Linked DNA regions of Homo sapiens: region 1 is linked to region 2. Evidence: chromatin contacts called from ENCODE Hi-C or POLR2A ChIA-PET data. All regions are on one chromosome and are shown on one strand. The core of a region is the stretch at or near the end of the contact, and the rest is flanking DNA. Distances in the headings are between cores, read along the strand shown. Region 1 overlaps PALM2AKAP2 (PALM2 and AKAP2 fusion). Region 2 overlaps PALM2AKAP2 (PALM2 and AKAP2 fusion).

Region 1 (2,700 bases), core at 99-2,598, 43 kb after region 2:
TTGAATTTTCTTTAAAATGAATATGAAGAGCTCTGTTGTAAACTGTAATAAACTATATTATTAATGGTTATTTATTGTTCCTGTGTGCTACTCCCTATTTGTCAAATAAAATAAATGTGAAAGAAATGAAGTCACAACCATTGACAGCTTTCAATAATCTATGTGTAGATAAGGAATATTCGTGGCAAGTGAATAATCTCAGGTACCTTCTTCTTTGCCGTTTTATTTCTTCGCTGTGTTCTCTTGCCAACAATAATAGCTAACATGGGTTGAACGTTTGCTTTGAGCTGAGTACTGTGCTACACATACACCATCTCGTGTAATCCTCCAGATGACTCTGCTAAGGAGAAACTGTTATTAATCCCATTCTACAGATGTGGTGGCTGTGGCACAGTAAAGTAACTTACCCAAGATCTCAAAGTGAGTGTGTGGTGGAGCCAAGCTTTGAACCCAGATGGAAGGACACTTTGTAGCCTCTCTGTTTGGGTTTTAATAAGTGCAGGTTTATTTTTTTTTAATTAGCTAAAGCAGGGGAGCTCCAATGACAGGGCAAGGGTAGCTTAGCCAGATAAAATATTAGATGTCCAGTTCGATTTGAATTAAATTGCATGGGACATACTTATATTAAAAAATTATTTGTTGTTTACCTAAAATTCAGATTTTACTGGGTGTTCTGTATTTTTATTTGCCAAGTCCAGTGGCCCTAGGCAAGAGGAGTGTTGCAAAGGAAATGAAGGGAACCGCGTAATGTGTTTTGATTATTGTCCTTTGGGATTATTTGTGGTTTTGGGTTCTTTTTGAAAAAAAAAAAAAAAGACTTTTTTCATTTTAAACATGACAATGTATTTTATTAAGCTTTAAACCAGACAGATGTATATTTTAAGGACTTGTAATATGCTGATAACCTATCAAGGGACATCCCTTGATATGCTTCTTTGCTAGGAATCCAAATCTGATCCATGCCAAGATTTGTACCTCATTGGTTTCTCTATGAAGTGAAACTATGAGAAACACTACCCTCTATTTGTTTGTTTGATTGTTTTTTCTTTTGAACAACAGCAACAACAAAAACCCTTTACCTCAATCTGGGTATATCATGACTTTTTGGAAGCCTTATTCTAGGATCTTCTTTTTAGTTGGGATATCAGTGTTAGCCTAATTTCATTTTCTGCAGATAGCTTCATCATCCCAATTTTTAAAATGTTGATGAAATACTCTTGTGCTTTTATCAACTCCTACTTGGTAAAATCCCCTATCTCTGAGTGGTCACCCTAAAATACATGACATGGGCATGGATATTCCCAGCAAAAGTTCTGACACATTCACAAATGCTTCCTGAGGACATCTGTCTGTTTCCTTCTATGCACATTTTGAACATTCCAGCAGTGAGAATGACTAATGATGCTAAAGCTCTAGAAACTGTCACGTGTTGCTGTTCAGTATGTCAGAGCCTGTCTGCAGATAAGCCTCATTTCTTAAGAATAATCTGTCCCAATCAAGCTAGTTTTGCAACAAGGCTCATTTGCAAGTACCAAAGTCTATGACTTGTGAAAGAACCAAGCCACGCAAACCAAACACAGAACCCAGTGACAGAAACTATTGGTCTTTAGTGCGACTGGAAGGTAGCCAACCTGGTTCCCATTTAGGCAGGGAACCAGTTTGTCTCTCCAGTTAATGTCTGAATAAATTACCATTCATGTCCCTGAGGGTTTGGAATGATTGCAAATTATTTCTGAAATCCTGGGTAGAACTCATGTGGCCACTTACGATAAGCCTTGTCCTTCTGCAACTGGTCAGGTATCAGAGAGGTCTCATAAATCAAGATTGTAGTTATCAGGAAAAGTTGTTGGATTCATAGAGTAGGGGCCAAGGGAAAACTTTCCCTTTGCCCTCTGAAATTTCGTTGAAAAATCAATTGACACTAGACAGATTAACGGGAGAAATGGCATAGAAGTTTACTAATGTGCAAAGAGAGAAAATTACACACAATGGGGTACAGATGGTTATATACCCTTCTTCTTAGAGGAAACGGAGATAGGAAGTGTGGAGATAGGAAGTGGGGGGAAGGGCAGTAAATGATTTTTACTTGAAGAACCAACAGTGACCTGGGACAAAGTCTGTTGGGCCCACAGAACAGACAACAATTTGTGACAGAAGTCTGTTCAGATGTGTTGACAGACTTCATTCAGTCTTTCTTCCTGCTATATGAGTTGCTAATGGCAACTCAAGGAAGAGACCAGAAGTAATTGTTTTCTTCTCTGGAGGGTAAGATTTTAGGTAGATAAGGGAACTTCACAGAACCATTTCATCCTGTGCGTAGGGGAGAGACAGAAGATTGAGAGACAGGAGTGAGGGGAGGTCAGAGAGACCTTGAGCCTTCTTCAGGTTCAGAATATCAAAGCATCATATTTGGGGATATAGGTTTCTGAGCCCTAACAATGGGAAGAATGATCTTTCTGTATCATATGAATACTGAAGATTGTTGAAGTGAGCATCTAGTGCTCCTATCTCGATAAATTATCCAATGCCTTTCCCATCTCTTTCTCCTACCCATTCTCTAGTGGCCTGCCCCCTTGCCCTTTTTATTGTAGTGAAAACTTAGTAGTAAAAAATACACTTGGTAAAAATCATGACATCATGTAAATTGTATGTAAAAAGATGACATGCTCATACAAGATGCTTGATTCATTGCCTAGCAGA
Region 2 (2,700 bases), core at 37-2,536:
GTGGAGCTTGCAATGAGCCGAGATGGCACCACTGCACTCCAGCCTGGGCGACAGAACGAGACTCCGTCTCAAAAAAAAAAAAAACTGTCTTGAGTTTTCTTTCTTTCTTTTTTTTTTTTTTTAACAGTCTTGCTTTCTTGCCCAGGCTGGAGTGCAGTGGTGTGATCTCTGCTCACTGCAACCTTCGCCTCCTAGGTTTAAGCAATTCTCCTGCCTCAGCCACCTAAGTAGCTGGGATTACAGGCATGCACCACCATGCCCGGCTAATTTTTGTATTGTTAGTGAAGATGGGGTTTCACCATGTTGGCCAGGCTGGTCTTGAACTCCTGCCCTCAAATGATCCCCCCACCTTGGCCTCCCAAAGTGCTGGGATTACAAACATGAGCCACTGCACCCGGCCTTTGAGTTTTCTTTTATTCCGGCTGCATACCTCCCAGTTAATCTGACATCTTTCTCACCTCATTAAACTGGCTCCAACTGCTAATACGTCATCAAATTCAAAAGAAATGCGACCCGCTACCAAAATCCAGATCTGAAAACATTTAACCTTAGGCTGTGGTTCAAGGTGCAAAGAAAGCTAATATCTAATAAAGCCTTGGTATAGTGTGTTCCTTGAGTCAACGTTTGAGAAACTGAATGACATAGAGCTGCGTGAAAGTTTAGGGGGTAAAAGTGTATTTGATTGAATGTAATTAATGTGTTTTTCTGAATGATTTTCTTACAGTTCACAATGAACCTTCCAATTTTACAGTAATTTTCTTGGCCTTGATTTTCTGATCTGTCTTAATTTAGCTGTCAATACTATGAGTAACAAAATTCAGTTTCATTGGTGATCCTTGAAAGAGAAATTCCAAAAATAAAGGGCTATAAGCACCTCCTATGAAAAGATTCATGCAGCTGTTTCATCTAATATGGATCTGATAGGTTTCCTTTATGTCCAGTTCTTCCTTTCTCAACATTTTCTCTGATTTTCAGGCAGATGCAAATAGAATTTTCAGTGCTACGGCTTCTCTGACTTAAATTTTCTGTTTCCCTTGTGTTTGTGCCAATTAAAACAAGACTCAGTCTGTGCTTGTGACATATTTTTGGAAATTCATTGTGTAAGAAATATTGACATTCTCTTGTATTATTTTCTCTGAGTCTTTACCCACTTCATCACAATTCTTGCCTTTCTTTTCCTTGAAGTCTGTGTGTTTCATATGTTTTGAAAACTTCTGTCACATATTTTAGTTATTATAATGGATAACTGCATTGAGGAGAAAGCTCTAAATCATAGGCTTGGAATGACTAGTTCTAGAAGCATTTCCTAAAGCACATGCCCCTCCTCAATAGACATTTCTCTGCCATTTATTTTGTGCAGCAGTTCATATTTGTGGCCTGATGCTATCTCTTTTCTCAGAAATTTCAGTAAGTGTTTCAACTTGAGTAATCATTTACAGAAACATAATGTAGTGGACATTCAATAATAAACTATTGCCATGACATTGAATTGTCTTATGATCTTTGGTGGAAGCTGTGTGAATATTTACATTGTCAGGATCATGCACCTACCCGTTATGTTCTGCCTTCCTTTCTCTATTCTTTTCTTTTCTTTTTTTTGAGACAGAGTCTTGCTCTGTTGCCCAGGCTGGAGTACATTGGCATGGTCTCAGCTCACTACAACCTCCACCTCCTGGATTCAAGTGACTCTTCTGCCTCAGCCTCCTGAGTAGCTGGGACTACAGGTGTGCGCCACCACACCTGGCTTATTTTTGTATTTTTAGTAGAGAGGGGGTTTCACCATATTGGCCAGGCTGGTCTCGAAATCCTGACCTTGTGATTCGCCCACCTCAGCCTCCCAAAGTGCTGGGATTACAGGCATGAGCCACCATGACCAGCCTGCTTTCCTTTTTCATAATGTGATTTTCATGTACACGTCTCTGTGTTTTTCAGCTTCAGATAAAAACTTGCTATCTTTTGGGCATTTCTTTGATATATCATCTCCAAAGTGACTTATTAAGTCAAAAATATAAATTATTTTATCATTTCCTGGAATGCTTTTTCTACAAGTAACAGAAAATTATATCTCAGTTGGCTTGAACAACAAGAAAACAATATAATTGCCCATAACAAGAATTCCTGTGGTAGGGCTGCTATGGAGTTGTTTAATTTTACAACACAGTGACATCCTCAAGGGCCCAGTTTGCTTCCATGTTTTTGTTCTGCCATCTTTGGGGGAACATCTCTGTTGTGAAGGATGTCCTCATGGTCACAAAATGGCTGCCACAGCATAAACATCACCGTACCTCACAGATATGACAATGTTCAGTGGAAGAAGAAAAGGAAGTTTCTTCATCTGTGTCTCTTTTAACGAGCAAGAAAATATTAGAGATTCCTCATCAGTCTCTGTTTCATTGTTCATTCAACATTTCTTTGGCCAGTCCCTTTCCTAAACCAGTCCCTGGCAAGGGACATAGGATTTCTACCATGAATTTAGTATGGGTTCTGTTCTACAGAGTAAGGGTGCTTTCTGCTACATGTCCTTTGACATGTGGCCTAGGTTATTATTATCTCAAGAGGCAAAACTGCTTTATAGTACCAATCTGCAGTCTAATAAGTGTGTTTGTTCCCTAACAAAGCTAAGTTTCTATATGTTTTTGCTTATTGTTATAAATTTGAAGGGTCCTTGTATAATGAAAATATTATTGTAATTTATGTTTC

What was found. A loop is a pair of places that touch in the nucleus more often than their neighbours do. ChIA-PET counts read pairs that join two places held with the same protein, here RNA polymerase II (POLR2A). Pooled maps may share reads with other maps.
Region 1: a map of endothelial cell of umbilical vein shows a loop between it and region 2 (5-fold over the local background). The contact joins two enhancer-like sites. A Hi-C loop is called at or near these places in 18 of 168 maps with a recorded cell type or tissue (B cell, IMR-90, OCI-LY7 and 14 more), 35 of 37 single-sample maps with no recorded cell type and 22 of 50 pooled maps. POLR2A ChIA-PET finds 5 or more read pairs at or near these places in 14 of 52 experiments (AG04450, B cell, CD4-positive, alpha-beta memory T cell and 9 more).

What each region holds. Positions count from the first base shown.
Region 1 is chr9:110,028,148-110,030,847 of GRCh38, forward strand. All of the region lies in intron 7 of PALM2AKAP2 (PALM2 and AKAP2 fusion), which reads left to right. Among named protein-coding and RNA genes, the nearest start is that of C9orf152, 180 kb to the right of the region's middle. Within about 2 kb of position 1,349, at least 7 of the 41 ENCODE cell types and tissues checked have a DNase peak (open chromatin) inside an H3K27ac peak, as active enhancers do; they include endothelial cell of umbilical vein, where a contact is called at or near this core.
Region 2 is chr9:109,985,550-109,988,249 of GRCh38, forward strand. The region is part of intron 6 of PALM2AKAP2 (PALM2 and AKAP2 fusion); the gene reads left to right. Among named protein-coding and RNA genes, the nearest start is that of PALM2AKAP2, 210 kb to the left of the region's middle. Within about 2 kb of position 1,287, at least 3 of the 41 ENCODE cell types and tissues checked have a DNase peak (open chromatin) inside an H3K27ac peak, as active enhancers do; they include endothelial cell of umbilical vein, where a contact is called at or near this core.